Linked DNA regions of Homo sapiens: region 1 is linked to region 2. Evidence: read pairs that join two places in POLR2A ChIA-PET (ENCODE). Cell type or tissue: Panc1. All regions are shown on one strand. Each heading gives the region's core, and the rest is flanking DNA. Links, peaks and the distances in the headings are about the cores only.

The links. ChIA-PET counts read pairs that join two places held together with the same protein. Peaks named below come from ENCODE experiments on the same cell type or tissue, not always from the same donor. Only the 100,000 strongest peaks of a DNase experiment are listed, where the experiment ranks them.
Region 1: POLR2A ChIA-PET joins it to region 2 with 6 read pairs; 4 of 35 experiments call an interaction of 5 or more read pairs at or near these places.

Annotation. Positions count from the first base shown.
Region 1 is chr17:78,051,134-78,063,365 of GRCh38, forward strand. TNRC6C (trinucleotide repeat containing adaptor 6C) reads left to right here. Exons shown (of 23, transcript NM_001142640.2): 5 at 1-315. Among named protein-coding and RNA genes, the nearest start is that of TMC6, 72 kb to the right of the region's middle. In Panc1, for the core only: no CTCF peak of the experiment used is centred there; no DNase peak of the experiment used is centred there.
Region 2 is chr17:78,257,373-78,269,604 of GRCh38, forward strand. It overlaps LINC01993 (long intergenic non-protein coding RNA 1993), which reads right to left. Exons shown (of 7, transcript NR_073178.1): 5 at 8,605-8,861; 6 at 5,875-6,850; 7 at 3,977-4,541. Among named protein-coding and RNA genes, the nearest start is that of LINC01993, 15 kb to the right of the region's middle. RefSeq lists enhancers at 592-641, 652-971, 1,294-2,158, 1,704-1,873, 9,868-10,591 and 1 more, a cis regulatory region at 1,143-1,731 and a silencer at 1,382-1,431. In Panc1, for the core only: no CTCF peak of the experiment used is centred there; no DNase peak of the experiment used is centred there; H3K27ac peaks cover 587 bases.

The DNA of each region.
Region 1 (12,232 bases), core at 5,884-9,883, 200 kb before region 2:
GGTGGATCGGGGGGCCGGTACCGGTCAAACAGAAGGACAGCAGTGAAGCAACTGGCTGGGAAGAACCCTCTCCACCGTCCATTCGCCGCAAAATGGAAATTGATGATGGTACCTCAGCTTGGGGGGACCCAAGCAACTATAACAATAAAACTGTAAACATGTGGGATAGAAACAACCCGGTCATCCAGAGCAGTACCACGACCAATACCACCACCACCACCACCACTACCACGAGCAACACCACACACAGGGTCGAGACGCCGCCCCCGCACCAGGCCGGTACTCAGCTGAATCGATCACCGTTGCTTGGTCCAGGTAGGAAAGGTATTTCATGTTTCTTTACAAGTAAAAAAAAAAAAAAAAAAGCTTATTCTCATTATATATTCATGAATACTCCGAGTAGTGTTTTTTATAGCAAATAGCATTAAAATAATTTAAGTTCCCTATCACCGTGCAATATTGTATCTAAAGATTATCCAGTGAGAGCAAAGTAGGATCCTCTGGTGGTTTTCTATTCAAGAAAAAAATATATTAAGCACACTCAGTAGAACATCAAGCGAATGTTTTGGTGGTGGCGGTGGTGGCCTGGGGTGGAGATGATGGATTTGAAAGCAATGACAGTGCATGATTCCAAGATTTCGTAACCATTTGGATACAGGAGCAAAGAAGATAGGATAGACATGGTTCAGAACTTGGGCAAGTTGGCAGATGACTGTGTCAGTTCACTGACATGCCCATGAGCACAGCAGGAGGCACAGAGCTCCAAGTGTCCAGTGAGGACAATAAAAGGTCCCAGATACGGAAGACCAGTTCTCAGCCAGAGGGGCAAGGTCCAGAGTAGAGAGATTTTAAGGTGGCAAAGTCGTGAGCATGTTTCAGAGCTGTTAGAAAGGAACAAGTGGAGATGAGAATGAATGAAGAGGGAAGAGATCCCTGTGTCCAGCAGGACAAGGGCACTTCATCCATCTCGTGAAGCAAGGAGCAGGAAAGAGCGCTGCACAGGTGGGCCAGGCTGTCATGGCCAGAGGGCCAAGGCCACCTTCTGGGGTTCTTTTCTCTCTGGGAGTGTGAATACTAGCCCAGAGTGGAGGAGGGCTGGCTAGGAGCAGCAGCACGAGTAGAGAGGGAGCATGCATTAGCCCATGTAGAGGACAGGAACAGAGAACTGACTTGACTGGGGCCCCTGGAGGGTTGCTGGGCAATGTCAGGGCCCAGAGATCACCATACACAGTGAATTTATTGGGACCTGCCATGTACTAGGCTGTACTCTAGTAGCTGGGGAAACTGCAGGAAGCAAAACAGTCAAAACCCTGCCATGGAGGGGTCTAGATCTAGTGAGGGTGGCAAACAACACACGAATTAAAGTATATACGTAGTGTTGGGCAGTGATGGTGCAGGGAGGAAACAGTAAGCCCAGAAGGTCTGCATGCGGGGGCCACTGGAGTTGGGGAATCACCATCTTGTGTAGGGCAGCCTGGGCATTTGGGCACCTTTTTGGTTTTTGTCATAAGCGTTCAACAGGAGAATGTCCTGCCTGCTGCATTAATTCAATTATGACTGCCCTACAGGACCTCCCCTGGCCCACCAGCTGGGCCCTCCAGCCTCCTCGTAGACTTCTTGGTGGTTCACTTGTGTACCTCTCTGAGGCTGCCACATCAGGAATCCTTTATGGATCCTCAAGACAGTTTTAGCCTCCAGCTAACGCATCAGTGTCACTAAACCAGAGGTCAAAAATCAGTGGTCCGTGGGCTGCACCTAGTCCCACAAATGTGCCTTTTTGGCCCACATTTTTTCTGTGAATTGGCATTTTTTTAATGCAAATGTTTTATATTAAATTCCAGATTTCTGGCTTCCTTTGGAAACCTGAAAAGTCTGACATTGGATTCACATGGCAGCAGTCAGTCAGAGCCACTTGCCTTCATAAGGGCCTGTGCATTTTCTCCATACCATGTCACGTTGCCCCCCGACCCCTGACGGTTCCCAACACTGAGGCTTTTGATCAGTAGCCACTGAGCATCATCAAGCTTGCGCTGCTGTTCTTACGCTGGGCCTGTTTACGTTAACTGACTGGTTCCTTGGAGTACTTGAATTTGTGATTCCAATTGTTTACTAATATATGACTAATATTTCTAGGCCCTTACATTTTATAAAGTACTTGGGGGGATAAGGAGAAGCAGGAAGAAGGAAAATGAAGGGATTTGAAAAATAAGATTAGGTCGGGCGTGGTGGCTCATGCCTGTAATCCCAGTACTTTGGGAGGCCAAGGCGGGCAGATCATCTGAGGTCAGGAGTTCGAGACCAGCCTGACCAACAAGGTGAAACCCCATCTCTACTAAAAATACAAAATTAGCCGGGCATGGTGGCGCATGTCTCTAATCCCAGCTACTCAGGAGGTGAAGGCAGGAGAATCATTTGAACCCAGGAGGCGGAGGTTGCAGTGAGCTGAGATGGGGCCATTGCACTCCAGCCTGGGCGACAGAGCGAAACTCTGTCTCAAAAAAAAAAAAAGAAAGAAAGAAAAATAAGATTATTCCTAAGTAAGGAATAGTCTAGTGGGACAGGCTAGTAATATCAAATTTAATAGAGTTTAATTAGCATTATAGTAAAGGTATGCAGAAAGTGATCTGAGAGCCCCCACCTGTAATCCCAGCTACTTGGGAGGCTGAGGTGGAAGGATGGCTTGAGCCCAGGAGTTCAAAGCCTGCCTGGGCAACATAACGAGACCCCATTTCTTTAAACAAACAAACAAAAAAGCTCCAGGAACAGAATTAATACAGTCATGCATAGCTTAACAATGGTGATACATTCTAAGAAATGTGTCATCAGACAATTTCAGCATTGTGTTAACATTATAAAGTATAGTTACATAAACCTAGATGGCATAGCCTCCTGCTCACCTAGGCTATACGGTACAGCCTGTTGCTCCTAGGCTACAAACCTGCACAGCATATTACTGTACTGAATACTGTAGGCAGTTGTAGGACGATGGTAAGTATTTATATATCTAAACATGAAAAGGGGACATTAAAATATGGTATAAAATATTTAAAATGGTGCACCTGTATAGGGCACTTACCATGAGTGGAGCTTGCAGGACTGGAAGTGGCTGTGGGTGAGTCAGTGAGTTAGTGGTGAGTGAATGTGAAGGCTTGGGACACTACTGCACACTACTGCAGACTACGCACACCACTGCAGACTACTGCACACTACTGCAGACTACGCACACCACTGCAGACTACTGTACACTACTGGAGACTACTGCAGAGTACTGTGCACTACTATACACCACTGCAGACTACTGTAAACCACTGCAGACTACTGTATACTACTGCAGACTACTGCACGCCACTGCAGACTACTGTACACCACTGCAAAGTAGAGTTCACCACTGTATACCACTGCAGAGCACTGTACATCACTGTGGACTACTGCGCACCACTGCAGACTACTGTAGACTACTATACACCACTGCAGACTACTGTAGACTAGTATACACCACTGCAGACTACTGCACACCACTGCAGACTACTGTACGCTACTGGAGACTACTGCAGACTACTGTAGACTACTATACACCACTGCAGACTACTACAGACTACTGTACACTACTGGAGACTACTGTGGACTACTGTACACTACTATACATTACTGCAGACTACTGTACACTACTATACACCACTGCAGACTACTGTACGCTACCATACACCACTGCAGACTACTGTACACTACCATACACCACTGCAGACTACTGTACGCTACCATACACCACTGCGGACTACTGTATGCTACCATACACCACTGCGGACTACTGTACGCTACCATACACCACTGCGGACTACTGTACGCTACCATACACCACTGCGGACTACTGTACACCACTGCAAAGTAGAGTTCAGCACTGTACACCACTGCAGAGTACTGCGCACCACTGTAGACTGCTGTAGACTTGGTGAACACTGTACGCTTAGGCCACACTACATTTATTAAAAGATTAAAAGATACTTTCTTCAGTAACACTTAGCTTAAAACACACATTGTACAGCTTCACAAAAGTATTTTTTATATTCTTATTCTATGAGCTTTTTTTTTGTACCTTTTAAACTTTTTTGATAACTAAGACACAAACGCACACGTTAGCCTAGGCCTACACAGGGCCGGGATCTTCAGTATCACTGTTGTCCACCTCCACACGTTGTCCCATTGGAGATCCAATAACAGGAAGTACAGTAAAGACATAAACTGGTAACATAGTCTTGTATCAGCATCATCAGTTGTGTGTGCTAGACCTTGCTGTGACTGGCCGCACAGTAGGTTTGTTTACACGAGCATCACCACAAACACGTGGGGAATGCATTCCGCTACATTATGATGGGTATGGCGTCACTAGGTGATGGGAATTTTTCAGCTCCATTATATATAATCTTAGGGGACCATTGTCCTGTACGCAGTCAGTTGACCAAACCGTCATTATGCAGCCCATGACTATTTTAAATTGGCTTGTGTGTCCCATCCACCCTTAGTGGATAGTCCCAATTTGAATGCCAACTCCTGGAAGAGTTCAGGCTACAGAGGGCCCTATGCCTGGCACTGGAGTCGTGCAATAAATGTGGTCTGGCCATGGTTGGCAGTCATGTATGGAGCATTTTTATGGATCACCTCATTGGATTTTTACAGCTCCTTGGGCCTCATTTTACAAATGAGACCTAGGAGATTAAGTAGCTTTCCAAGGGTACATATGTGGGAGGGAGATGGTGAAGTCTCAGATGTGTAATATATACCATGACCTGCTGACATTTCTAAAATATTACATCCATGACACCCTACAGAGGTTAGAACCACATTGCATTTGTTGGGGGATCTCTCCCCTTTGATACGTGATCCTTAGAAACTTTTTCTTTTAGAGACAGAGTCTTGCTATGTTGCCCAGGCTGGTCTCAAACTCCTGGCCTCAAGCCATCCTCTCACTTTGGCCTCCCAAAGTGTTGGGATCATAGGTGTGAGCCACCATGCCTGGCCAGAAACTACTTTTTTTTTTTTTTCTTGAGGCAGAGTCTTACTCTGTTGCCTGGGCTAGAGTGCAGTGACACAATCTCGTCTTACTGCAACTTCCACCTCCCGGGTTCAAGCGATTCTCCTGCCTCAGCCTCCCAAGTAGCTGGGATTACAGGCGATCACCACCATGCCTGGCTAATTTTTGTATTTTTAGTAGAGATGGGGTTTCACCATGTTGGCCAGGCTGGTCTGGAACTCCTGACCTCAAGTGATCCACCCACCTCAGCCTCCCAAAGTGCTGGGATTACAGGCATGAACCACCATGGCCGGCCCAGAAACTACTTTTTTTTTTTTTTGAGACAGAGTCTTGCTCTGTTGCCCAGGCTAGAGTGCAGTGGCACAATCTCAGCTCACTGCAAGCTCCGCCTCCCAGGTTCACGCCATTCTCGTGCCTCAGCCTCCCGAGTAGCTAGGACTACAGGTGCCCGCCACCACGCTCGGCTAATTTTTTTTGTATTTTTAGTAGAGACGGGGTTTCATCATGTTAGCCAGGATGGTCTCGGTCTCCTGACCTTGTGATCAGCCAGCCTCGACCCCGCAAAGTGCTGGAATTACAGGCGTGAGCCACCACGCCTGGCCCAGAAACTACTTTTAACTTGTTTTTAGTAGCCAAAACATGGGAGCTTCATGCTGAGAAAGGCATTCTTGTTCAGTTAAAAGGGCCAAAATAATTCTCTTTTATATGAAAAATATTTATAGATTTTTTTAAACAAATTGCACATATTATCACCAAATATAAAGAAGAAAAATGTGCTGTAACTGCTACACCTTAACAGAGTGTTTCTGTACTCTGTTCTCCCCTGCAACTTTTGCAGCCTGTGCATGCGTGTGCTCTTTGTAGGTGTAGCAATACTATAGGAGCAGTTGCAAATCTAGTTTTACCAATTAAAAGAGACAAATAAAAAGTTACACAAATTTTTTTCCATGTGGAAGTGTGCTCACATGCTGAAAGTATGTTAAGTTTAGTATATTGTACAACATATGGGGTTATTTGTTCATTTTTTTCATTTATAACATTAATCTCTTTTTCTACCACTGGCATAAAGTGGCTACACTGAGTATTATTCCTGCCCTGTATTACCTGTGATGTTTAACTCTCAGACATGAACCAAGCCTTCTTTTGCAGTGAGAGCAAAGTTCATCACCCTTAAGAATTACAAGTAATCATAGCCTTTCACTCTCCAAACTTGTTAGACCAAGCTATTATTTGAGCCTGTAGAAGTAACAGTTCCACACCAGTTCCCTTCATAGAGGTGACAGCATGCAGGAGTGGCATTACCCCCGGTGGCAGCCCCTTGCCCTCCTCTCTGGGGACTGTGCCATCTGGGCAGTCAGGGTCAGCAAGGGCAGCAGCAGTCTCAGCACCTGCTGGGCCGTGCTGCCCACTGGCTTGAATGCCTGCGCAGCTTTCCATAGCTACTGGGATTCCCAGACAAAAGCCTTCCACTTGTGACTACTTCATGAAGTTTCTGCTATTTTTAAAGTTGGTGTTTTTAGGTTTTATTCAGCATAGGTTGACCTATGCTGAATTTATAGAATTTTCACTTATGTCAGAGTTTGGGTTTTAAGTTGTGGATCATTACCACTTAAGGGTATTGATCTCTCCTGTCTTATAAAATATGATTTCTGAATTACATTTTTGTGTGTGTGTGTGTGTTGTTTTAAAGGAACGAATGCTACAGTACAATCATTTTTGTCCTATGCTTGTTGATATTAATTAGTTTTCTGTGAGCCTGAGGAAAACTGGTAGTATTTTAGGAAATGCAGTATAGCTTCCTAAACTGGATTGTCTGGACCTGGTTCAGGTTCATTCTGGAGATAAAACAACAGTATTAGTCCAGAGAAATATCCCTGTGCCTGCCTTTTTATCAGAAATTGTAGGCTGCCTGAGAAGGGCTCCAGAGGCCGCACTTGACACTCCTCGAACATTGCCTCAATTACTCAGTCTCTGGTGCGAGCCAGAATTGCAGGACCTGCTACCTTGCGCTCTGCTGTGCATACAAAGCTATTAAGTCGTCATAAAATCAGTCTGCTGTTTTACCAGTTAGTGGGATGTGGCAGAAAGGGAGAAAGTGCAAACATAGCATTTATGTGTGTTCTAAGGGAATGAAAGCAGATCCTAAAAATACTCAGCAACATGATTACCTCGCATACTCAGACATAATATTCTGGGACACTTAAAAACCAACTTGCAGACACACAAGAGAACATTGAATATTAATTAACAAAACCATTTAGTGAGTAATGGAGCCTCATAGTTGGCTCTGAATCTAACAATGAGATTGAAGAAGAACTTCCAGGGATTTCATCTCTGAACTCAGATTTCACTGAAATGTAGATAATTTTAGAGTCAAATATGAAGGCCATTATACAGTTGATCCAAGCTAAACCAGCAGCAGTGGGGTAGTGACATCTTACTGTGTCTTCCAACAATGGCTAGAAGTAAAATATCATTACATATGCCAATCAGAAAACTGGCAGGCAGTATACTGCTAATACTGATCTTAGTCTAGAATTTGTTGTGTGTTCATTTTGCTGCCTATTTGCAGCTCTTCAGAGATGTATCTCAGCCATAGCAGGGATTCCAGCTGTGCTGGTGGTGACCACTGTGGGCTCCTACAAGTCGGCAAAGGCTCTAGCCAGAGGCACACTTTACTTTGCATGTGGGTACTTAATCTGGTGATATTTGCTTTAAAACTTAGTTTTCTGAAACAATTATCATCTTATAAAATATAAAACCAGAGGTTGTGTGCATTAATCATGGAAGAGGCATATCTCCAATTCACTAAACTAAAACTTGGAAAAAATTAGATTTAGGAAGCTTCTACCTAAAAAGATGAGACGTGTATTGTTTCTATAAGTCTCATTAGCAGCAGAAGCCAGAGAGCAGTGGCCTTCCTTCCAGACTCCTGTCCTAGGAAGTTTATCATTCTTTAGTATAAAAACTACACCAAAAGACAGTCACCTGCAGATGGAGTGAATCAGCAAGATCCTGTTACAGCTCAGCTGTTTTCACATAACTTCGGAAATAGATCCCATTGACCTCTGCAGCCAGAAGTAATTCTATTTTAAGCACTATGCAGTAGTTACTAAAAGAGAAATTATCTGAGTGATCTGTGCTTTTTGTGGATGTGGGATTTTTCTTGGGTTTGGATTTGGCTGGGTTGTTTTTGCTTTCCTGTGTTTGAGGGGTTTGGTAAGTGGGGCTGGACTTCAGCAAGGACTGGGGAGTTGGGAGCCTGCTACGGAAGTAGGAAGAGATGCTTCTCAGTGCAAGTCCGTGGCGTGAGACGTGTGAACCCCACATGCAAAGGCCTTAGCTTTAGGTACCTTCAATTCAAAATAGATAAATGATGAAGACAGTTGAAAATACAGTGTGAGGCCGGACACAGTGGCTCACGCCTGTAATCCCAGCACTTTGGGAGGCTGAGCCAGGTGGGTTGCTTGAACCCTGGAGTTTGAGAACAACCTGGGCAACCTAGTGAGACCCACGTCTCTACAAAAAATACAAAAATTAGCTGGGCATAGTGGCACACGCCTCTAGTCCCGGCTACTCAAGAGGCTGAGGCAGGAGGATCACCAGAGCCCAGGGAGGTGAAGGCTGCAGTGAGCTGTGGTTGCACCACCACACTCCATCCTGGACAACAGGAGACCCTGTCTCAAAAAAAAAAAAAAAAAGAAAAAGAAAATATAGTGTGCCCCCCGCCACCGATAGCAGTAGGAAAGAGTTAGCCCATTAAAATCTGTATTAGTATCGTGAAATCAAAACTGTATAAGATGGTTTTCCTTTTCTAATACTTCACATGATGACTCAATAAGGCAGGCAGAAGAAGCTGTTCTAAGGGAAGTTACTGTGCAGCTCAAGGCCCGTGGTCAGTTTCTAGAAGGGACCCCGAATCTGTAACCCTCAAACAGAGTCCCCTGACTTTGGAATGGAAGTGTCAAATGCCCACCACAAAGGCTTTCAGAAAAGTAGGATACTTTGCCATCTGACTGTACTCTTGTATAATGAGCAAACTCTTCTATATAAAGTTTCATTGTACAAAGACCCATCTTGATTTCAGATAAGAAAGTTTTATTGATCTTACAGCTATCAATTCTGCTCTGTTCCTCCATAAGCAAGTACCCAACCAGCCATCATAGTAAATTTGCATTAAGTTTAAAGGCCGTTGGTATGAGTAAAAAATCTCATCTCATTAATATTTAGGTCAGTACCTTAAAAAGCCAAGCACATAGCAAGCACTCAATAAATGCCTGATCGATTGCATTTTTAATCGTTTATCTTTTTTTTTTTTTTTTTTTTTGAGACAGAGTCTTAACTCTGTCGCCCAGGCTGGAGTGCAGTGGCACGATCTCAGCTCACTGCAACCTCTGCCTCCCAGGGTCAAGCAATTCTGGTGCCTCAGCCTCCTGAGTAGTGGGTACTACTACAGGTGTGTGCCACCATGTTGGCTAGGCTGGTCTCAAACTCCTGGCCTCAAGTGATCCACCTCAAGTGAGCCACCATGCCTGGCCTAGTCCTTTATCATATACTCTTAATTAATTACAATTGGCCACCTTTTAACTAAAACTTTCCTCCCAAAAAGGACTGCCCATCACACTTATAAAGCTATGTAAGTGGCATCTGTGGAACAAGCTATAATTAATTTCTTATTTCATAGAGGAAAGAATTTCATCCACTGACTTAATTATCTGTAGTGCTTAAGATGTGATGTGCTTAACAATGTTCAGTGAGAGAAAGATTCTCTGTTTCTTGGTCCTATTTCTTGGCCTTTTCTCTGTCTGCTGCTCATTTTTATACCCAGCTTCCAGATGCACTCTGTTTTCTCCATTCTGAAGGAAAGATGAAGAATGTATATTTTAAAATTGAATGAAAACTACATATCCTGGCTGTGTTTTATTATCCCCATCTCTGTTTGTTAATTTGAAGAAATTGAAGGGAGGTAACGATTCTAAGACCCCATAGTACGGAAATATTCTGCAAAAAGCAGTAGTATTTGAAGGATCATTTTTAAAAGTTTAATATCAGTATTTTAAATGTAAGAAATTTGTTCTACCTCATCAATTCTAACTTTAAAAGAATCCCTATAAATTATTAACAAAAAGATGCCAAATTCACTCTGATGATAAACACTTAACAGTGGAGATTATTTTAATTCTATGTACTTAAAATCATTTTCTGTGTGCTGAAAATACTTGTTTTGCATCAAAATTTTCTATTGCATTTCAGTTTTTAGCATCTCTTCTAGAACCTTTAGAGTGTCAGATGGTACATCCTAGTGTTTCTGTTAGGATGGCATTGTAGGTAAATTATAGTCTTGCCAGATTCAACTGAAAATGAAAATACTGGGCCAGGTGTGGGGGCAGGCATCTGTAATCTCAGCTACTCAGAAGCAGGAGGATCGCTTGAATCTAGGAGTTCGAGGCTGCAGCGCACTATGATCACACTTAAGAACAGCCACTGCACTTCAGCCCAGGCAACGTAACAAGACCCCATCTCTATTAAATAAATATCAAAATGGAAATATTTGGTTTTTTAATTTTTTTGAGTAAGCAAGTGTTCTTCCATTTCTAAGATTTTGAAACATGATGCTTGCAAGTCGTTTGCCTTCTCCATGAAAATACTTACTAGACATTTCTCCTGCCTTTAAGAGGAATTTTAAATTCTTTATAAAAATCAATGAACTATGCTTACCACAATCTTAGTATTTATCCTTAGTTTTGACTTAATTAAATAATTTGTAATACCTATTGCCTTCTCAAAGAGATGGAGGTCTAGAGATGATAAACAAATTCTAGGTGAGTTCATTATTTAATTACCTACAGTAAATTAGTATTTTTATAGCTAATTGGTCTTTAGCAACACATGAGTTATTTTAGCTTACTAAAACCTTGATAATTTTTATTAGCTATGTTAACGTCTCTGATTTAATTTTGTCCTTTCAATTTGTAAAACTACTTCTCCCAATATATATTATTGTCTTTTGTGTAATTAAAGGTAATATTATAGTTAGCAATTGCTGGCGATAACTGGTTAGGACTAACTCCCCTGTTATTGGTAACTATTTGCATAATATATTCCTCAGCATAGAGCTTGTAATTTAAAATGATTTTTAGGTTGCGTGTCCTTTTGTTATTAATCATTCTTACTGCATTTTCTTAGAATAAGAGTATCAAGGGAACTGATTCCATGCTATTTTTAGTCAGAAAATTAATACATTTTGTAATTGATATTGTAATATCCATGTTGAGGCCAAACAATGTAAAATTGATGGTTAACTATTTGCATTTTATACTGTAAGTTTTTCTCTTGCACACAGTCACATGCTTGCTACAGTTATGACTTAAAATATTTATATTTCTGTCTGAGCAAAATGTATCTATATGAAAATTACAACTGATACAAGCTGTCAACATATCAACAGTGTCAGGTGAGCTTATGGCAGAAGCAAAAGATTAGAATTTGAGTTTATTTGGAAAAATAAAATTGACCTATGCAATATAAAATGTTTTTTGTACTGAAGTGTGAAGGGCGTGGGGAAATCCTTCTTATTGCCTGGTTTCATAACCTCTTCTGTGCCTGTAGATAATGCAGTTGGCCCTTGAACAGTTTGGGATTAGGGTTACCAAAAGTATAACTTAGGACTTCCCAAAAACTTAACTACTTGACCAGAAGCCTTATTGATAGCAGTCAGTTAACACATACTTTTTATGCCTTCAGAGTTTTATACAATAAGATAAGCTAGAGAACAGAAGACATTATTAAGAAAATTGTAAAGACTGGGTACGGTAACTCACATCTGTAATCCCAGCACTTTGGGAGGCTGAAGCGGGGGGATCACTTGAGGTCAGGAGTTCGAGACCAGCCTGGCCAACATGGTGAAACCCTGTCCTTACTAAAAATTCAAAAATTAGCCGAGCATGTTGTTGCGTGCCTGTAGTCCCAGCTACTCAGGAGACTGAGGCATGAGAACCCCTTAACCCGGGAGGCGGTGGTTGCAGTGAGCCAAGATTGTGCTACTGCACTCCAGCCTGGGCAACAGAGCAAGACTCTGTCTCCAAAATATATATATATATATAAATAATATATATATATGTATAATTTTAATTGTAAGGAGAAAGTACACTTACTATTCATTAGGTGGAATTGGATCATCATAAAGGTCTTCATCCTCATCAT
Region 2 (12,232 bases), core at 3,740-7,739:
GAAAGGTGCAGTGAGGCCTGTGGCAGGTGGACCCCATGACCCCAGCTTGGCCTCTGGGGGGTTGTCTGGGCTCCTACATGTGTGTGTGTGCATGCGTGTGTACATGGGTGTGTGTGTGTGTGTGCATGTGTGTGTGCGCACGTGTGTGTGTGTGACCCTGGCTGCAACTGAGATCTGAGTTGTCTTGCTGGTAAGCTGGGGACGGGCCGCAGTTCCCAGGCTGGGATGAGAAGCCCAAAGCCCTCTGTGGAGCCAACTCTACTTGCCCCCACCCCTGTCCCAGCACTGACCCTCTTCCCTCCCCTCTCTGCAGTTCTTCTTGACATTCTCACTAGAAGGGTCACCATCACTGGAGGTCCTGGGGTCATCTCCTGCCCCAACGCAGGCTGGCCCCACCCCCACATGCCAGCTGCTCCCTTCTCTCCTGAGCCCCTGCCCCCCAGGACTGACCCCTGCAGCCCAGCCCTTCCCAAACTTCTGAGCTCCTCTGTCCGTGGGTGCAGTGGGGCCCCTCGGCGGGGCTTCCTCCCTGGCCTCTGTGGGATCCAGCCCTTCTGCCTCCCAGACGCCTCCCCGCCCCACACTCTGGCTTGCAACACTTCTGTTCCCGAATGCGCTGGCCTCTCTTTCACCCCGAGACCTCTGCACCTGCATTCTGTCTGGAAAACCCCCAACCGTCGGCACGCATCCCTGGTCACCACCTTCTAAGTCTTCAGATCTTAGCTGAGACGCCTCATTCTCCATGAAGCCCTCCTGGCCCAGCCCAGTGGGGGATGGAGGTAGCCCTCCTCCTGTGCTGCCTATAGCACCTTTTCTTCCCACTGCGCACGGGTCACAGCTGCCTGTTTACTCCTCTGACTTCTCCGTGTGGCTGATGCCCTGTGCCTGCAGGGCCCAGACGCCCTCCTCCTTTGGTGTGTCCTGCATGCCTAGCCCAGTGCCAGGACCACAGGACTCAGTAAACACCAGCCAGGTGACTGACAATGGAGGGACATGTGGTTCGCCATCCCCTGCCCCTGGGACCCCCCAGGCAGAAGTGTGCACACCCCCCAGGGTGTGAGACCCCTGTGCAGAAGGACATGGCGAGGATTCCAGAGGAACAGGGGCTGGCCTGGCCTCAGCCTCTCAGAGTCAGGTCTGGGGGTCCTGAAGACAGCCCCCTCCCTGGCCTTCTTGAGAGATTTGCGGCTCCCCTGAGCAGTGGGAGGCCACTGGGCTGGCTGGAGGGGGCCTTGCGACATAAGCCCCAGGTGGGCTGCCTTTCACGGCGCCCCCGGCTCCCTGGCACCCGCCCAGGCGCAGGCGCTGGGGTGTGGGCACACACTCACATGCTGAGTTCAGTGTGCGGATTCCTGTAACGCTGGGCTGCTGGCAGGAAGTGCGCGCCGGGGAGGCTGCTGCTGGGAACCCAGGGCTGGCCCCGCTGAGATAAAGGGAGGCAGCAGATCGCAGCTGGAGATAGCGGCCCTGGGTCCTGGTAAACAGGTGGGGGGGGTGGGGGGGGGGAAATGTCCTTTCCATCCCATCCTCTTGGCCCTGAGCCTGCAGGATCTATAGCGCCCTAGCCTAAGCCCAGCCCCGATAGCTTGGGATCCAGAGGGGAGTTGTCGGCACTGCCATCATCATTCCCAGCCTGGGGGACTGGGTGGCAAAGGACAGGGCGCTGGGCCTGGGGGCCTGGCTGGGCCCATGGTGGGCATGCACTTGGCCCACGTGGGGGCCACTGGGTGTCAAGGTCATGTGTGCTGTTGGGAGGGTGGGAAGGGGAAGGGAGGGAGCTCCTCCAAGCCCCTGCACTTCCCCAACTGGGACCCCCTAGTGGGAAAGATGTCCCTCTCCAGGTTCGCCTTCAGCACCATCTCCGGAAATCCAGAGTGAGGTGCCATGAGGGTGCGAGACCGGGAGAGAATGGGGGGTGGAGTGAGGGGGGCGTGAGGGCTGTTCCCCAGCCAGGTGCAGAGCAGGGGGGCTACAGAGCTGGGGAGACCCTGTGCATGACTTCAACAGGAAGCCACAGGATGTTCACCTGCACTCCATCAGCTCACCGTGGGCTAGCGGGAGCTCGGCATGGCCCATCCCCAGTGCCCAACACAATGGGCGCTCAAATACACTTGCTTGTTTAAAAAATTAAGAAATTTACCACGCATACAGAAATGCTCATGAAGCATATTTGTACAGTGTTATGAATAAATACATATAAAATAAACTCCCGTGCCATAGCCACTCAGACCAATAAATAGTCCATGGTGGGGCGTGGTGGCTCACGCCTGTAACCCCAGGGCTTTGGGAGGCCAAGGCGGGTGGATCACCTGAAGTCAGGAGTTCGAGACCAGCCTGGCCAACATGGAGAAACCCCGTCTCTACCAAAAATACAAAAAATTACCCAGGCATGGTGGTGGGCGCTTGGAATCCCAGCTACTCGGGAGGCTGAGGCAGGAGAATCACTTGAACTCGGGAGGCAGAGGTTGCAGTGAGCCGAGATCGTGCCATTGCACTCCAGCCTGGGCGACAGAGCAAGACTGTGTCTCACACACACACATACACACAAACACAAACACACACACACACAAAAGAAATAGACCATGGCCAGGATTCCAGAAGCTTCCTTCCTATTTACAACCCTTCCCTCTGCAGAAGTTACTGCTGCCCTGACATTCTTCTTCATATATATATACACATATACATATACATACACATATATGTATACATATATATACACATATATATACACACACACATAGATAGATAGATAGATAGATGATAGATAGACAGATTTGAGATGGAGTCTAACTATGTTACCCAGGCTGGTTTCGAACTCCTGGACTCAAGCGGTCCTCCCACCTCTGCCTCCCAAATCTCTGGGATCACAGATGTGAGCCACCAGGCCTGGCCTGGCCTGACTTTTATGACCAGGACTTGCTTTTCTTTATGATTTTGCCACCGTAGATGTATCCCTTAATAGCAGTTGAGTGTTGAGTGTGGCCTGTGTGTGAACTTTACAGAAGTCGAATCAGGGTGTCTCCTTTTATGTCTGGCTTCATTAGGCTGTTTGCAAGAGTCACCCGTGCTGTGGCTGTCATTTATTCTCTGCTGCCAGGTACTTTTCCACTGGGTCCCTAGAGCATAGTTTATTTCTCCATTCTACCTGTTTAGGGACATTTGGGATTTTGTTTCCAGACTGGCCATGTACGGTGGTGCTGGTGGGCATTCTTATTCCTGTCTGCTGGGGCACAGGTGCCTGCTTCGGGAGGGCGGACGCCTGGCGGTGGGGCTGCTGATTCTGGGGTCTCTCATCTGCAGCTTTACTAGGTGTGCCAAATCCTTTCCCAAAGTGCTGGAAATGCCCTCCTCCCCCACTTTCCCACACTTCTCCATCTCGGTAACACTAGTGTTATCAGACTTCTTCATCTTAGCTGTCCTTGTGATATGTGGTGATATCTCCTGGCAATTTTAATCTGATCTTTTTTTTTTTTTTTTCTTTGATGGAATCTCACTCTGTCACCCAGGCTGGAGTGCAGTGACGCAATCTCGGCTCACTGCAACCTCTGTCTCCCGGGTTCAAGCGATTCTCCTGCCTCAGCCTCCCGAGTAGCTGGGATTACAGGTGCCCACCACCACGCCTGGTTAATTTTTGTATTTTTAGTAGATGGGGGTTTCACCATGTTAGCCAGGCTGGTCTTGAACTCTTGACCTCAGGTGATCTGCCTGCCTCGGCCTTCCAAAGTGGTGGGATTACAGGCATGAGCCACCGTGCCTGGCCTCTTTTTTTTTTTTTTTTTTTTTTTTGAAGAAACTGAGTCTTGCTCTGTCACCCAGGCTGCAGTGCAGTGGTGCAATCATAGCTCATTGCAGCCTGAACTCCTGGGCTTAAGCAATCCACCCCCATCAGCCTCCCAAGGTGCTGGGATTATAGGCATGAGCCACCACACTGGGCCCTGCTCTTTCTGTTAACTGCTAAAGGAGAGTACCTTTTATTATTTATTTATTTATTTATTTATTTTTTGAGACGGAGTCTCGCTCTATCGCCCAGGCTGGAGTGCAGTGGCGCGATCTCGGCTCACTGCAAGCTCCGCCTCCCAAGTTCACACCATTCTCCTGCCTCAGCCTCCCGAGTAGCTGGGACCACAGGCGCCCGCCACCATGCCCGGCTAATTTTTCTTGTATTTTTAGTAGAGACGGGGTTTCACCGTGTTAGCCAGGATGGTCTCGATCTCCTGACCTCGTGATACACCCGTCTTGGCCTCCCAAAGTGCTGGGATTACAGGCGTGAGCCACCGCGCCCAGCCCCTTTTCTTATGTTTTAGCCGTTTGAATTCCTCTTTGTGAAGAGCATGTTCTGGTCTTTTCTCATTGACTGGTCAGGCTGGTTGGTATGTGCAAGCATACTGATCCTTGCGGGTTCTGTGCGTTGCAAAGATTTCACCCCAGGGCTGGGTGCAGTGGCTCATGCCTTCAATCCCAGCACTTTGAGAGTCCAAGGCGGGCGGATCACAAGGTCAGCAGTTCGAGACCAGTCTGGTCAACATAGTGAAACCCCATATCTACCAAAAATACAAAAGATTATCTGGGTATGGTGGTATGTGCCTGTAATCCCAGCTACTTGGGAGACTGAGGCAGGAGAATCACATGAACCCAAGAGTCAGAGGTTGCAGTGAGCAGAGATCGAGCCATTGCGCTCCAGCCCGGGCAACAGTGCGAGACTCCATCTCAAAAAAAAAAAAAAAAAAATTTCCCCACAGTACAGCTGCGGTGGCTCTCGCCTATAATCCCAGCACTTTGGGAGGCCAAGGGACGGGGATCACTGGAGGTCAGGAGTTCGATACCAGCCTGGCCAACGTGGTGAAACCCTGTCTCTACTCAAAATACAGAAATTAGCCAGGCGTGGTGGCACATGCCTGTAATCCCAGCTACTGGGGAGGCTGAGGCAGGAGAATTGCTTGAACCCAGGAGGTGGAGGCTGCAGTGAGCTGACATCGAGCTACTGCACTCCAGCCTGGGTGACAGAGTGAGACTCTGTCAAAAAAAAAAAAAAAAAAAAAAATTTCCCCCGTGCTGTGGTTTGTCTTTTTTTGTTGTTATTGTTTGAGACAAGGTCTGACTCTTTTGCTCAGGTTGGAGTGCAGTGGTATGATCATAGCTCACTGTAGCCTCAACCTCCTGGGCTCAAGCAGTCCTCCGGCCTCAGCCTCCAGAGTAGCAGGGACATACCACCATGCCTGGCTATTTTATTTTATTTGCAGACATGAGGTCTTGCTATGTTGTCCAGGCTGGTCTCAAACTCTTGTCCTCAAGCAGTCCTCCCAACTTGGCCTCCCAAAGTGCTGGGATTACAGGCATGAGCCACTGCAGCTGGCTGGCTTTTCTTTTTCTTTTCTTTCTTTTTCTTCTTCTTTTTTTTTTTTTTTTTTTTTGAGATGGAGTCATGCTCTGTTGCCCAGGCTGGAGTACAGTGGTGCGATCTCAGCTCACTGCAACCTCCACCTCCCAGGTTCAAGCGATTCTCTGCCTCAGCCTCCCCAGTAGCTGAGATTACAGGCACCGACCACCACACGCAGCTAATTTTTGTGTTTAATAGAGAGGGGATTTCACCATGTTGGCCAGGCTGGTCTTGAACTCCTGCTCTCAAGTAATCCACCCGCCTTGGCCTTTCAAAGTGCTGGGATGACAGGTGTGAGCCGCTGCACCCGGCCCCGCTTCTGTCTTTAGATACGGTTGCAAGCTGTGGTGTGTGTGGACAGGGGAATGGGGACTTAGGGATTGGGCTGGGGGGACCCTCAGGAACCCCTCTACTGCCTTCCAGGTGTCCCCAGCTTGGGCTGAGACCAGGGCACCCCCTTGTGCCTTCTGCCCCCACCTGCTCCCTCCTGGGCCTACCAGCCTGCGGCCGCACTGGCTGCTGACAGCTGGGACGCTGGGGTCTGGCGTTATTTACTGCGGCAGCTTCCTCCTCCTTCCAGGAACTTGTCCTCTAACTTGGGGCGGCAGCGAGGCCTCTAATCTTTCGGATCTCGTTTACCGGCATTGGCCTCTCACTTCCTGTTGCTAGGCCTGGACCGAGGCACGGGGTCAGCTCCGTGCACTGCGCCTTGCCTGTTGCCGGGGCCTCTGTTCTGGCCCCTCGGCAGGGAGGACAGAGGGTCAGATGCCGGGCCTCAGGCACAGTGGCCATCTGGGGTAGGGCCAGCTCCACAGAGGCAGGGGACCCAAGGCTGAGCCGGCTGTGGGCTCTGCTTCCTGGAGTCCAGGGTCCAGCACGGGGACCAGGTTATTCCTTCGCTCCTCCTGGCTTGGCAGAGCGTCATGGAAGGTGGCCTTCCCCAGACTCCCCCACATCCCCTCCTCCCACTTCTGCAGCCACCAGAGCCAGGGCCCTTGTGGGAAAGGACAGGGAAGTCTCAGGAGTTTGGGCACAGACAAGATCCCTGGAGACCGTGGGGTCTGCTGCCCTGGAGATGTGGAATCCCAGGCCTTGCCCACCTCCTCCACCCTGGGTGGGTTCCCCAACCACCCAGAGGAGTGCTGGCATCTCGGGGCCACCAGGGCATGGGCAAGAGTGGCTGCCCAGCCCCTGCCAAGGGCCTGAAGCCAGCGCCAGGCAGACCCTGCCTTGTTGAGCAGTATCTTCAGTAAGGGCTCTGTGTGCCGAACACCTGCTGTGCGCCCTGCACACTTATCCCAGAGATGGGATTCAAACCCAGGTTGCCCAGCGCAGAGAAACAGCATTCTCCTTCTGCATCCGTGAAGGAAGCTTTGTCTTCTAAAAGCCCTAGCCCTTCTGTTACCTTGTCCTCAGCCGGCCTGCTTCTGTCCCTGTGCCATAAGCCAGATGAATTTCTCTCCCAGGCTGGCCCTGCAGAGGATGAGAGATGGCCCTTGTTAGAGGCACCCTGGGCACCCCAGGCATGGCTCCCCAGCTGATGATAGAACAACTGAGACAGACCCGGCATGGTGGCTCACACCTGTAATTCCAGCACTTTGGGAGGCCGAGGCAGGCGGATCACTTGAGGTCAGGAGTTCGAGACCACCCTGGCTAACATGGTGAAACCCTGTCTCTACTAAAAATACAAAAAATTAGCCGGGCGTGGTGGCAGGCGCCTGTAGTCCCAGCTACTCAGAAGGCTGAGGCAGGAGAATGGCGTGAACCCGGGAGGCAGAGCTTGCAGTGAGCCGAGATCTCACCACTGCACTCCAGCCTGGGTGACAGAGCGAGACTCTGTCTCAAAAAAAAAAAAAAAAAAAAACATCTGGGATCAGGAAACGAGGAAAAGTATGGTCTTCATAGTGGCAGAGTTTGCAGGGGTCTTTGGGAAGAAGGAAGGTTGGAACTTGAGGCTGGGGGATGGATCATAGGGGAGGGGCTCCATCCTAGCTGGGGAAGGGAGGGCTGTCCTGCTGACATTGGCCTCTAGAATGGGATATGCAGGATGACCCCCCTGGGGCAGGGAGGAGAATGTTATACTTAGCATTTAAATCTCGCTCTTTTTAAATGCCTATCTTTCGTGAATGTTTTATAATGCAAGTAATGTATTCATGCGGTCATGGAAACTTGTAATCTAAAAATAACTATGCATATATCATTTTTGTTGGTAAGGGTGCACGATCAAAATAGTGTGAAGGTTTGAAGGTCACTTTCTCCTAGGTCTTATTGTTTCTTTAATTACTTTTTATTTATTTATTTATTTTTTTGGAGATGGAGTCTTGCTTTGTAACCCAAGCTAAAGCTCACTGCATCCTCGAACTCCTGGGCTCAAGAGATCCTCCTGCCTCAGCCTCTAGGGTAGCTGGGACGGTAGGCGTGTGCCACCGCATCTGGCTCTAGGTCTTATAATTTCTGTCCTTGGCCACCCACCTGCTGATTCCAAGGTCTAGGATGGCAGGATGAAGGAAGGTCCCACATTTGGGGACCTGCAGGACAGGCTGCAACAGAAAGGCCTAGTTTAATGAGTAGCATGGGCGGGCCTGGAGACCGAGAGGTGATGTAGGCACGCATGGGGTTCAGGCCTCTCTGTGGTGAGCGCTTGCCCCCGCTGGAAGCAGAGACAAGACCCTGGCTGGGTCTTCTGTTTTGTTTTGTTTTGTTTTGTTTTCTGAGACAGAGTTTTGCTCTTGTTGCCCAGGCTGGAGTGCGATAGCGCAATGTTGGCTCACTGCAGCCTCTGCCTCCTGGGTGGAAGTGATTCTCCTGCCTCAGCGTCTCGAGTAGCTGGAATTACAGCCACACACCACCACGCCTGGCTAATTTTGTATTTTCAGTAGAGATGGGGTTTCTCTATGTTGGACAGGTTCCTCTCGAACTCCTGACCTCAGGTGATCCGCCCGCCTCGGCCTCCCAAAGTGCTGGGATTACAGGCGTGAGCCACTGCTCCCGGCCATGTGCCGTCTGATTAGGAACCCAAGAGCCCCTTCCTGGGAACAGAAGGACAACTGGCACCTGCTGAGGCACGCCCACTTGCCGAGCTGCCCTGGGATCCCTGGGCAGAGCGTCATCGCTTAAGAACCTAATTCCACAACAAATATTTGTCACGCTCCTGCCAGGGCCCTGGCAGGAGCAGAGGCGGTGTGTACTGCCATGCATTCCTGGTCTGTTGGGTGATTGACACATACAAGACGCCAGCGGTCCTGAGAGTCAGGTGCCTTCCTGGACCCCTTGGTGAGCGGAGGTGAGTTGCCATCAAGGAGGGAAGATTCAGGAAGATAACTCCAAGGTCCTCAATCCGTCCACCAGTCAGTGGATGGCAAACATAATCCATGGGCACTGATTAGGTTTGCCAGCCCATGCTGAGTGCTGGGTTCAGTGTCCTTCGTCTCCTGCCAAGGGGAGAGGACCTCGAATGGACGCCTGGGACCATGATCCCATTTTGCTGGGGAGGAAACAGATTAGGGAGGAAGGGAACCTTGGTGGTGAGCAGTAAAGCCAGGATTGGAACCCGCGCCGCTAAGGTCTCTGCCTCCCTGTAGGACCCACCCTGGCTGTGGGGAGGCACTAGCTTGGGGAGGAGCCCCTGGCTGGTCCTCCCAGGTGTGTGTGGAGTCAGCCAGGGGCAGTGCTGGCAGGGCCTCCAGGCACTGTCCAGCCTCCTCCTCTTCTGCACTTGGAAGAATTCCAGCTGTTTTTCAGCCTCTCTCTTCCTCCAGGAAGCCTTGCATGATAGCCCTACCCCTCTGCCAAGACACACACCCTCTTCTCCCTTTTTCCTTGGCACCTGGCTTATCTCACAGTTGCCTTTGTCGTCGGCCAGCGTCCCTCACTGGGTTTCAGGCTCATGGAGGGCAAGACCTGAGTCTTTCATTCTCAGGATCCCTAGCAGGGGGCTTAGGGCATAATGAGCATTCAGGAAATAACTGGAGAAACGTGGATGAGGAAACGGATAGCAGAGGGTGGAGAGGGGCTTGCTTCTAAAGGCGAGACGTGAACCTAGTGGGATGACCAGGCAGGGTGGGGGTGGTGGGGAGTTGTGGGGAGGCCAGTACAGAACAGCTCCAGGGAGGGCATGGAGCATGGTGTGAGCAGGAGGCCTGTCTGACCTCCGGGGATGGCCCCGTGGGACAGAGGACCTTGAAAGCCAGGCAGAGGGATGGGATCAGATACTAACGCCCATAGGGAGCCCTGGCAGGTCCTTGAGCAGGGGCATGGCAGGGCAAGCCTTCCTTTAGCCCAGGGTGAGCTTGCGCCAACCCGTGCTGCAGAGGAGAAGGGCATGGAGGATAGCTACTCCCTCTGGGTGTTCTTCCGGCCCGGCTACCCTCAGCCAGAGCTCAGGAATCACACTCCCCTGGAACCTGGAGTTTTGGATTCAATCTTTATTCAATAAATGGCTTATTGGGAACCGACAGGGTGGCTAGAGCCTGCCTGGTGTTGGGGTTGGGGGACCCTGCCTGGTGGTTTGGGCTCTGTGGGTGTGTGAGGACCACTCCACGGTGGTGCTGGCGTTCCCCATTCCACTCTGGGCTCAGCGCCCCTGACACACTCCCCCTGCCCACTCTGGAGGCCAGGCCCCCTGGTGCTGGGGGAGGCACTGGCTTGGAGAGGAGCCCCTGGCTGGTCCTCCTAGAAGAGAGAGTCTGTGGGGTGGGCCTCCACAGCCCTGCCGGGCCCCACACGGGCAGCTGTTCCCGGAATGGGGGTTTGAAACTTTTCTTTTGTTGGCGAATATGCATGTGGTCTTAATTATTAATATGCAGCACTTATCTCCCCCAAATGTTTTATCGGGATTCGGCAGATCCGAGTGTGCAGGCAGTGGGTGCGGGGGCAGGGCAGGGATATTATGGGAGCACAGGGAGGCCCCAGAAGTTGGAGTGTCCTCCAAATCAGCTGGATGACCCAGAGGAAGGAAAGACCCTGGTTAACGATGGTCAAGTTAACTCTTTCAGGCCCTGCCCAATGCTGCAAAATCGCACCTGGGTGTTTGGCCTGGGTAGGCCTACCGCGCCTTTCTGGGTTCTGGCCTATGCCGATGTCTCCCCTGCCCCGCAGGACCCTGGTGGACTGGAGGGAAGGTAGGGAGCCGCATCTCTCAGCAGCAACCCAGGACTTAAGGAGGGCCATTGCCCTTTTCTGGTGGGGGTGAAGGAGGAGGAAGCAGCGTGACCTTGGAATCCGTCACCTATTAACTTCCCGCGTATCACCTGATCTCATTCGGCGTCCACCACCCCCTGGAAGTGGGCTTATCGGGCCCATTTTTAGACGAGGAAACCAGAGTGAGACGAGTCACAGATCTGAGGACCTCCAGCAGAGCAGGGAGGTGCCCAGGTGGGGGGCGGGCGGGTGGTCTTTCTTTTGGGGCAGCATCCCAAAAGAAAGGAAAAACAGCAGGGGGCGTGGCTCCCCTCACTGCCCCGCAACCATCCCTGCCTGGCCAGGGCCTTTTGGGCAGTGCCACTGGAGATTCCTGGAAGTGCCTTCGGGCCACACACACACACATCCTCCGGGACCCTCCCAGCCCCCCACTCTGCGCTTCCCGGGTTTGCAGGAGGGCCCCAAGGCCAGCCGGGAGCCCTGCAGGACCTGGGAGGAACCTGAGCCTGAAGGGTCTAGGAGCCCGCCGTGTCTGCTCTCAAGTGCCCCGCGTTCCCTTGGCCTGATCCCCGATCCCGTGCACCCTGCACCCAGTAGGCCCTCCGGGGCCGGGGCTGAATCAGCTTCGGAGGCTTCAGCAAGGCATTGCAGGGGGTCCCTACGGGAGGTTTAGTCCAGGGCACTCGCAGTGTTGTGGGACGCTGGGCAGGGCTGATCCCAGCCACTGAGTCTTCCCGGGCAGAGAGCAGACAGGGGGGCATTGGGATTTGGAGGGGCACCCGGGAACCTCCTGTCCCTTCCGGGCCGCCTCCCCTTACCCTGATTTCCCTTGCAGGGAGGGCTGTGCAGGTTTGTGGTGGGGTGGGGAGGACTTCCTAGAATTTGTTGCTTTGATTGGAATCTTCCCTATTGGGGCAGGGTTGGGGTGAGCTCTTGCCCACCCTGCCCACCCCCTGCCGCCAGAATCCTGGGCTCCCTCCGTTGAGTTGTGTTGGGGTCGGGGAGCTTCGTTTATGGCATCCCTGAATTCACCCCAGGCTTTGAAGTCAGGCTCGCTCCACAGGAAAAGCTCTTCCAAGAGGGAGATTCCCTGGACCTCCTGGGCCTCCGCCTGGTAATTGGCGCTTCGATTAACAGCTCGGGTGCGAGGGGCACTTCAGTGGGGGGCAGGGCAGCTGAGTCAGGGGCCCAGCCCAGGGGAGATGTTACAGGAGGGAGGACGGGAAGGGAGGCGGGGAGGTTGGTAATTCCAGATTGAGGAGGGTCTCCGTAGCTCTCCGAGTGGGTGAGGACCCCTCGGAGGCAAGTGTGGGGTCCCCCAGGGCCTGCTGGGCCCCCTTGGGCCCCTGGAACAATGGGTTCCCACTAGCCAACCTGTTCCCACAGCCAGAAGTTGCCATGGTGACCCCCTCCCACCTTCAGCTACAGCTTTTCCAGTAAAACCACTGCAGAAATCCATACTTCCCGACAGGCACGCCCGGCCCCCCACCCCCCACTCTGCGCGGTCTTGGAGCCTCGGGGAGTTAACCCTGCGCATGCTGGTGTCTGTTGTTTGGGGGAGACGGGAGTGAGAGCCGGCAATGCGGGCCCCAGGCTGGAGAGGAGAGGGTGGACGGGGGCAAGACAAGCTGCCCTGTCCTTGAAGGCCCCAGCGAGTGACTTGAGCAACTCCAGGAAGCTGGAGCGGAGCAGTGAAGCTAGCTCTGACCTAGGGGC